Linked DNA regions of Homo sapiens: region 1 is linked to region 2. Evidence: chromatin contacts called from ENCODE Hi-C data. All regions are on one chromosome and are shown on one strand. The core of a region is the stretch at or near the end of the contact, and the rest is flanking DNA. Distances in the headings are between cores, read along the strand shown. Region 1 holds the start of LINC02334 (long intergenic non-protein coding RNA 2334). Region 2 holds the start of TRPC4 (transient receptor potential cation channel subfamily C member 4).

Region 1 (4,901 bases), core at 2,296-4,795, 65 kb after region 2:
CTCGATCATTGAATAAAAATCATGCCACGTTGCTTGCTATTTGGACCATATTTTCTTATACATTTTGCTATTTCTGGAATTTTTAATTGCTTATCTTTATCTCATTGAAGGAAGAAATGCATGCTTTTTAAATCACAGCACTAGGATTATGCAGCTTCTTGATAAAAGGTCAGTTTTGTACAGATTGCTTATTATGACTGCTGCACAGCTGTCATTTGGGATCTTTTTTTTTCCTCTTACTTCTCTCCAATTTGCTTAGATTTGTCATCTTCATTTCTTAGATTCCTTTTTCATTTTGCTGATACAGAGTATTGTATAATTACTTCAAGAAAAATGTATAAGAGAGAAAAATTTTGCATAGCTTTATATTTGATCGTTTAATAGATTATAGAATCCCAGTTTCGAAACTGTTTATCACAAAACTTTTGAGATAATATTTCTTTGTCATTAAGTACCCATTGATCCCGAAAAAAGGTATCAGGTTAATCTCATTCTAATTTCTTTGGGGTCATCCCCCCCACCAGCTTCAAAACTTTTGGAGCTTCTCTTTAGCCTTGGTTGTAGTAATTAGGTTCTTTTTATATGCAACTAAAGGATGCAAGATTTAATTAACGTAAAAGGCCTTTATATGTTTCACATAAAACAAAATATAAACATAGATGCTTCTGGGGTTGATTTGAGCGTTTGGAGCTAGCTTTTCTCAGATCCTCTAGGCTATATCCATATTCTTCCTCCTTCTCCTCTTTCTCCTCCCTCTTAGTCTTCACCCTCTTCATTCTCTTTCTCTTTCTCCTCTTCTTCCCCTCTCTCTTTCTCTTAGTCAGAAAAAAAAATATTTCCCACAGAATCTCCTGTAGCCAACTTCTCCCTTTTCATTTAATTGGTCATAATGGGCAAACATCTTCATTCCATCATTAAACAAGTAAAAGGCTTATCTCCTGTGGTTGAAAGGTCACTGAACTTGTCTTAAGATATTGCTTCCCATTAGATATATGAACAAATTCAGATTCTTCTCAGTAAGGAGAGATAAGTAAATGACAGTGTCTACTTCGTTCTGTTTTCAGATTTGGTAAGTAAATGGCAATGTCATACATAGTATTTTGAAATTTTATTTCAACATCATGTATCAGCTGTTTTTCATTTTTTTAAATTTGTATAAATGTAAGGGGTACAAGTGCAATTTTGTTGCATATGTTGTGTAGTGGTAAAGTCTTGGTTTTTAGCATCAACATCAAACAAATAATGTACATTATAATCATTAAGTAAATCCTCAGTATTCAATGGTTCTGTTCAGTCTAAAAAGCATATTTTTGTTTGTGTTCTACAATTAATCTCCCTATAATTTTTTGTCCTCTTTTTGTGGAAGTACTAGTAGAGAGATATTAGTCCTTTGGACTGGTTCTCTTTGCTTTTTTTTTCTCAAAATTTTTCATATCTCTTTTTTTAACCATGTTCTAAGAAAATTCTAATCTTTTTTCTTACTTTCTTTTGATTTTTAATTATGTTGACTAATTTCAATACCATGAAGTCCCTGCATTGCTCCTTTCTCAATGTAAGTTGTTCTTATATTAGTGTAAGAGAATCTTGAGTCTGTCATAGAACACTAATAAAGATTTATTTAAGTTCTATTTTATTCCCTAAATTATCATTGTTTGCTATAGGTTGAGTAACTTGGTCACACGCTTTCATGCTGAGAATTTTTTCCACCTCTTAGTTAATATCAAAACGGTAATCCCATGGATAGCTGTGTTTTGTTTTGCCCTTTTTCTCCTGCTCTTCCTTGCCTCTGCATGAAGAAGAAGGTACATATACCCCAAGCTCTAAGCATGAGGGTAGGGGATAACAGCCAGCAGTCACACCCCATACCACCACTAGTGCCACAGAGGAGGACCCTATTCTAGGACACCAAAACCCACTCTGAAAGATTTATCTACTTCCAAAAGACCACTGCATTTTTGTAGAAGATTTTCTCTACTTTTGGCTGAAATCAAAAGTTGATATATGTAATGTGTATTTGTTGATTTGAGGAGTGGTTTGAAGGATGTGACAGACAGTAGTTCAATCAGTCACTTCCATTACTACCTTACTCCCAAAACTCACTCTTTAAATAAATCTTCTGAATCTAAGGACAAGACTGGGAAAAATGACCCCAACCTCCCCACAAGACCTCTCTCCTTATGATATCTGTGACTTTCTCCACCACAGTAATCCATAAATCATACCACAGTAGACTTCTGTCATCCTGAAATTTATCACAATCTTTAGTTTGTTCATGTCTTCTGTGCCCATTCACATTAAAAAATAAAAACACACAATCTTGTACTTAGCTGACACTTGAATGATTATTGGGGAGACATGGAAAATAAAAACTGTTGTTTTCCTACAGTATTGGAAAGGAACTCATGGTATAGGTAACTTTATTGGCTGCACATCAAGCTGTGAGAACAGATTATTGAATTCATAGGTTATACAATTTTGCATGGTCATGCAAGACCATTATAAACTCACAATTCTATTCCTTACTCAAATATCAAGCCCACGTCAATCCAGTCCTGGTTATATCTGCTCCTTATAGCATGATTCCATCTCCTTATGCAACTTTCTTCCTCAAATTTTCCATGTATTTATATAGGTATCCATTCATTCATTTATGTGCCATACATGTATTGAACTGCTCACATGCACCTGTTTTTCTGTTGGACATTATTGAGTTATCCATGAATAAGGCACATCCCTGATAAACTAACATTAACATGCAGCAAAACTGGCATGGAGAATGATTATTATATAGAGCATGACAAATGCTCTAATAAAGTTATGAACATAGTGCAGTGGGAGATGATTACCCTTCACTGGCTATTGTTCTTGTGTAAATAAGGCCACATTACTGAGGGCTTTAGTAATATTTTATTATTTAAATGTTTTCATGTTCTTAAAATGTCTGCTAGTGGAAGAGTTTTATTTTAGAAACAAATCTGCTCTGATCATTTAAAAGAAAAAATAGAGCAGGCAGTGTGATCCAGTGGAACAAGCTCTGAAGAGTAGAGTTCCATCATGTCACTAACTTACTACATTGCTGAGAATAAATCATTTTACTACTTTTGGCTTCAGTTGCTTCATCTGTAAAATAAGGACTTTCTCTAAGTAATCTCTAATGATCTTTTCTGGATTAGTAATTTAGGGGTGGTTGTACCTTCAGCCACCTGTACAGTATCTGCCCTCCCAGATGCCCAGGTGAAAATACTTATTCCCAGCTCCAAAAAGATGGATGTGGGATCTGGAATCCCTAGGAAAGGGCAGTTTTGGAGTACCCTTAGGCTGAGCTTCCTGACTTCATAGATGTCTTTCTTCAGCCAGAAATAGTTACAGGAATTGCCACATGCATTCTTCCATCTGGAGACCAGGACACTGGAGGCAGCAGCTTGCAGCACAAGGAGAATGGAGAAGGTCCTGAGATGCCCACACTCAGGCCCTGACACTGAAGCAGGATGTTTCTCTGACTCATTCACGGGATTCGTGACAGGTGTGCCTCCTTTACCAAGCCCATTGCTCTCAACTCCTCACAGGAGGGAGCACACAAGCAAACAAGACGGGAACTGGAGTACAGGGGCGCTGGAACCAGCCAGCGAACTCCCTGCAGGCCCCGCGGCACTTTCGGGGGCGGGGGATGGTGCCTGCGATCCCCAAAACCCCAAAGGGCGTTTTTTACAGTGCTCTTTTAGCTCTGCTGACCGCGGATGGCTTAAGTGTTAACAGCTCAGTGGGCCCTTTGCCTTTTCTCATGAGTCGGCTGCCCTGTGCCAGCAAGGGCAAAGGGCCAGTGTAACAGCCTTTTGTATCTGCACTCGTGGCTCCTGAGCTCCTGTTCGGCACACAGGAAAAATGAGGTCGCACCAACAAACTGAAGGATGGTAAATGTTGAGGATTTTATTGCCAATGAAAGCGGCTGTCACTGGGAGCTGAAAAGGTAATGGAAAGCTGAAAAGCGGATAAGGTGGGTAGGTACCTGAAGTCTGGCCATCTACGGCAGCTGGATTCTTCTCCAAAGTTATACTGTCAAGCTGTCCCTCTGAAGCCAAGCCACTTCTCTTTGACATCCAGCCGTAGTCTCTGCTCCTCTCCAACTGAGTATGAGGTATTTATAGGCACAGGTTGGGGAGTGGGGGCGGTGGGGGGGGGGTTGGGGTGCAGGCGGTGGATGGTGGGGGGGCGGGCATGGGTGATTTAGGGAAAGGCAACACTCAGGTGGGAAAACAGGGATACAAATTCTCGCTTTGGGCTGCAGTTTCAGGCTTTTCAGCTTGAGGGTGGGGTTTTCACCAGGGACCTGCCGTTTTCTGCCTGGAATTTATCTATCTCCTGTCCCTATCACTACTTGTTCTTCTGGAAAGGCCCTTGGCCAGATGAAGACACGGCATTATGCTGAGAAAACCTTAAATGGAAGATGCTGATTTGGAATTGGACTGAGTTGTATTTGTCCTGAGCTTAAGGCAAACGTTTTAAAGCTGTGAGATATTCCACACTCAGCTGAATCTGAACTCCTCTTACCTTTTTCTCCTTAAATCCTCTTAAAGCTTTCTAACATTTTATATATTTTACCCACTGAGAGTATCTTCCAAAGATAACCTGAATTTTCTTATGAATGATTTTAGAGTGTCTTTTGATGATTAGAGTTCAGATCCTTTAACATGGTCTTTGCATTAAAGGTATGTAAGTTCAACATTTCTCTTACCTGTAAACAATATAGCTGTCAAGGTGCCAAGAATTCCTTTGTCCATCACCACAATTGAACTAAAGGCCAGATATACAAGTATACTCTCTTCATCTTTTCCATTAAAAATTCTACAATACATTATAGAATATAAAGGTTGTTATGGAGAGAGGAAGAAACTGAAATGGGA
Region 2 (4,857 bases), core at 676-3,175:
CCTAAATGAGGATGTTGAAACAGGTAACTTTTCAGTCCTATAGATGGCTGTAGTTCTCCATGGAGCATAAGTTAGAAAGTTAGTTTGAAATGTGTGTATAGAATAAGACATTAAAATTTCCTCTAATGAGAAAGAATATAAAGATTGCTTCTGTTATTTCCTATTAATACACAGTATGAATCGATTAAGGTTATTTTATATGAAAAGTTATTTGGTCTCTTACTGGTCTAATAATTAAAATAGCTATAAAATTCAAAGAGAACTTTAACTCTGTCATAGACTTTTTAATGCAGTTTTATCTTGACCTTTTGGAAATAAGTGCAACAGAAAAATAAATAATATAACCATTACAAAATTTTAAAGGTTATAAGTAATGAAAATCTATTCCAACTCATATATCTTTCAGAATGACCAGTGAGCAAGTAAATTGAAATTGATCTTATTGTTTTTTTTCCCCCCTTAAACATTTAAGGAGGATGTTTTCTGGACAATAGTGTCCAGGTGAATAAGAAAGTAGGCGCTACAAATGTAACTTTAAATAGCAAACCCAACACAATGATGAAGATTTCAACATTTTAACATCTCCACCCACTCTTACTCTCAATGTCTAATTTAGAGTTTTACCAAAAACACCCCAAACCAAAAAACCCTCCAGTAAACCTTTTGCTTAAAGAATTTGTAATATTCTTTGTGCTGTGATTATGTACTGTGAAAGGAAAGGCAGAAATTATATGAGCTCTGAGAGGCGGTGTTTTATTAAAACTGAAAAAGTTTTACAAGTCTGTCTATTTTTTTTTTTAATAAAACAACTAAAGCTTCCTTCTGTCTCTTCCTACTCCTTTGGCTTGGTGCTTACTCCTTAAGCAACTTGCTGCATTTTATAGCTATGGAATTTCACTGGGAAGGGCCTCTCTAAGAAGCCATGTGAACAGGGATACACCATAGTGGATACACCATAGTGAATGCAGGCAGACAAGATAAGAGATCCCTTTCCTCAGCTCTCCTAAACCCTCGATGCCTTTCCAGTATTCTCTTGTCTCTAGTCGCAAAAGACAGCTGACTTCACAGCTGGAACAACAAGTTGTGCAGTGAATCCCAGTGATTTAACCAAGTAGCAAACCGGGTCATTGGCTTCATTGGCTTCATTGGAATCTCGGTTGCCAGGCGAACTAGGAATCACTAGCCTGGGTCGGGCAACACGGATAAAAGTGTTTCTGTTTCTTGACAGAGAATGAAAACGACGCAGAATGTAATCGATCGGTAGAACATTGATCACTCTCCTTCCTTCGTTACCCTACTTTAAGTGCCGGAGAGCTAAGGCCTCACTTATATGCACCCAGATGCCCCCGAGATCTCCATTTTCCCCAAATGCATAAAAGGCTAAAAACGGCCACATTCCCCAGCACCACGGCGTGGCTGCAGCTCCTTTGTTTACCATATAAGTCACACCGGGGGTTCACTCCTCGCCCTCTCCCCTGCTTTAAAGCCGAGTGCGGCGGAAGACTGAGGAGCACCCCCAAACTCCTGCTCAGCCCGAGTCAAGCACCGAAAGCTTCACAGGTTTTTTTCCTGAGCCTTGAAGAGAAACCACATAGCCAGAACCTTTTGAACTCCTAACCCCGCAGGGATGTCCGCCTCCCAGAAGAGAGCCGGCTTCCCAGGCAGCTTAGGAAACTTAACCGAGATCCCAGAAAGAAGGCGAGGTGTAGCTCCGGTCGAACGGAGCCCCGAGGCGACATCCTCTTTACCTGCAAAGTTGCAATCTTCGGGCTGAAGTGATGGGATCCGAGGACTGACGGCGCGGGTGCCGTGCGGGGTGAGAGCACGCCCGGCAAATTCCAATGGAATTCCCTTAGTCGCTGCTGAGTTTTGGAGCATTCCAAGGAAAACGATCGAAGCTGGAGCCCACGCAGCTGGCACCGAACTGGGCGGAGTGAGGATGCTCTGAAAGCGAAGCCATGGGAGGCGGGGGAGGGGCGGCCCGGGAGGGGGAGGTAACCGCCAGGGGAGGAGAACCTCTCCCACCCCCGCCTGCACAGATCCCTCTGGATAAAGTTAAGAGTTCCCACGGCTGACAGCGGATGAGCCCAGAGAAAGGCACCCCGCCCTCCGTCCCTGGTGGCTGCCGGGCTCGGGGTCCGCACAGACCGCGCTGGAAAGGGATAGTCCGGGAAGATGCGCGTCCCACGCACCACACTGCTTGGAGGTGGAGGAGACCCGCGCGCTGGCAGGAGCTGACGCTGCGTCCCCAGCTTGTCCCCCTCGAATAGCCTCCACCTACCGGGGCCAACTGCTTGAGGTCAGCCAGTGGGCAGGGGAGCTCACCACCAGCCAGCCGTCATCCAGCCAAGTCGGTGGCGAGAATCCACCCTGTGGTTCTGGATGCAAGCCAGACACACCTCCAGGCTTAGGGCGGTCTCTGCAGGCGTGTTGGACTTCAGTGCGCTCCGACACCCAGCTTTTGAATGCCCTGCTCCCAGCCCGGTAAACAAGCACCCATGAGGCCCGCCGCCCGACCGGAAAAAAGTAGTCCCCTGCAACTCTCAAAGCTTCTCCCACTCCCGCTTCTCTGGGCGACTGGCACCCCCTCTCCTGTCCTCAAGGTGTCAGACTTCCCTTGCAAGAGCTGGAGGATGCGGCTTGCCACTAGTGTCAACAATCAAAACAGTCGCAATGAATAAATGATGAGCCACAGCGTTCCAACCACCCTCATCCAGCTTGGTCTTTCCAAAAGGCATAGGAAATCAGCAAGTTTCCACCAAATATACCAAAACCCTAAGACGCGAGCCAGCCCAAGGGTGCAAGGTTCTGCGGCTGCAGGTGATGTGCGTGTGTGCGAGTGTGTGTGTGTGCGATACTGGTACCATCTTACTGAGAGTGAGATTTCAAGATAAACGTTATCTCTTGTCCAATCTCTTTAGTGTTCACATATGAAAATAAGATTAAAGTACAGAGAGGAATACACACACACACAAACCACACACACACTATTGGCAAAGTTGGCAATAACACTTGCTGTAACTGCAACACGGTGATTCCCAGCTTGTCACTCGGAAAGTCTTAATTGGTTGTGACCCCATGACCCAGAGAAAGATAGAGTTCACGTGTAAGATAGAGAGTGGAGCCCTTGAGGAATCCTAGCTGGCAATTACCCTCCTCGAGACTCTGTTTCTACCTGATTGCCGTTATTTTCTGAAAGCCCTGAGGTTAGCTGCTGGTCTCTGATTGTATCCCAGCAGACGCCTGATTCAGCTTCCAGTCTGCGCAAAAGCTTAGGAGCAACCGTTTTCTCCTATCCCAACCAAGTTGTTACACCTGGGAAGCTGTGCTGTGCCGACTGCAAGGCGGACCAGTTTCTTCCCATGGAATATTCCCAAGGAATATAAACTGACAAACTGGCATCCATATTCAGACTCTAAAGCACAAAATTAAAGAATTTCCTTTTTTATCTTTCCTACCCACTTCAGAGTTCACATGAGTTGAGGTTTTTGTAAATAGTTTTCACATGAGTAAAGAGGATATTACCAGAGATCACGCTGGGGTAACTGTGCATGCTGCTTTTTTTTTTTAAGTCACTTTTCTTATTTGTTAATTTATCTTTCTCCCTGCCTAACTGCTCCTCTATGGGTTTGTTCCCAGCTCAGCTAGACCCCTATTCTAAATTTCTGAGATACTAAGTCCTTCCCAAAATACTAAGATACATTGAGATAAACCTGGTTTCTACAATGCTACTGCAGTAAACAAAGGAGAGAACGACAAAAGGCTTTTCTCCTTCCTTGAATCTCTTTTTACTCTTTACTACAAGAAGAATATATTGACATGTTTAAACAGTTCTTTACTTTTCTTAACATTAAATGAAGGCTTTTAAAAATATGCAAAATGTATCTATCAGTAGACAAGGTAATAACTTTATAATAAATTCAAGTCCACTTTCTAACAAGGGAGGGGAGACTGTAAACATATATATGGAAATCTATTTTATTTAATGGAACTGTAAGTATTTTTGTGACATTTATTGACAATGTTTCTTCTTAGCCTGAAAAACAAAATTCTACATACTGTGTTTGAGTTTATATCTTTGAGATCAACCCGTGGTAGATAGAATTCCACATACTGAAATGAGTATAGGTCTTTATAATGCATATTAAAATACATGCAAGAGAAAAGCTGATCAGTGACAAACTTGTCCATTGTTTAGAAGTGATGAACTTTACTTTGCAACCTTAGCATCTGTACCAAGTTAGATGCTCCTGCCCTCTAAGGATTTGTTCTTTGTAGCAAATGTTATCTCTGTCATGATGTCAGCAAAGAGATATTATACCAATTTTTTCTAATTTGTTATTTCTTTCCATAAAAAGGTGCCTATGAAACTGCAATAAATACATAACAGAAGAGAACACCAAGGAGAGCACTATATATGTCAACCATCTGAGCAGGCTGTATTCCCACGGAAAGAAGAATTTGTATTGATCACTGAGCCTCCTTTTCAACAGTTTCATGTGATTATTGATTGCTGGTCTCAGGTCTCCTACAAAATGATTAGCAATTACAGGAAAATTATTTGAAATCTGTTTAAACAATCTGGTGAATTGCATATACTACAGTCATTAGCAATCCAAAGAGTTTATTTTTAACAATTTAAACATATGAGTTTGGCAGCATTCTACGAACCTGCACTCCACATAAAATGCAATTCATTGAAGTCAAAGAAATTTACAATAAAATGTTATATGCTATCTAGAATTTATTTTAGTACCTTATTAAACAGAACAAGAAAGCACTCATGTTTCCAAATTAGCAAGAGACAAGTGACCCAAGAAATGATAGCAGTAAAACAATTCTCTGTAATGTCTATTT

What was found. A loop is a pair of places that touch in the nucleus more often than their neighbours do.
Region 1: a loop to region 2 is called in a map of heart left ventricle, with 2.3 times the contacts of the local background. The contact joins the promoter of LINC02334 here to the promoter of TRPC4 in region 2. A Hi-C loop is called at or near these places in 4 of 168 maps with a recorded cell type or tissue (K562, Right ventricle myocardium inferior and heart left ventricle).

Annotation. Positions count from the first base shown.
Region 1 is chr13:37,930,903-37,935,803 of GRCh38, forward strand. LINC02334 (long intergenic non-protein coding RNA 2334) reads left to right here and starts at 3,546. Exons shown (of 4, transcript XR_941880.4): 1 at 3,546-4,135.
Region 2 is chr13:37,867,847-37,872,703 of GRCh38, forward strand. TRPC4 (transient receptor potential cation channel subfamily C member 4) reads right to left here and starts at 1,926. Exons shown (of 11, transcript NM_016179.4): 1 at 1,749-1,926. LOC124903160 (a long non-coding RNA gene) reads left to right here and starts at 1,297. Exons shown (of 2, transcript XR_007063762.1): 1 at 1,297-2,820; 2 at 4,359-4,857.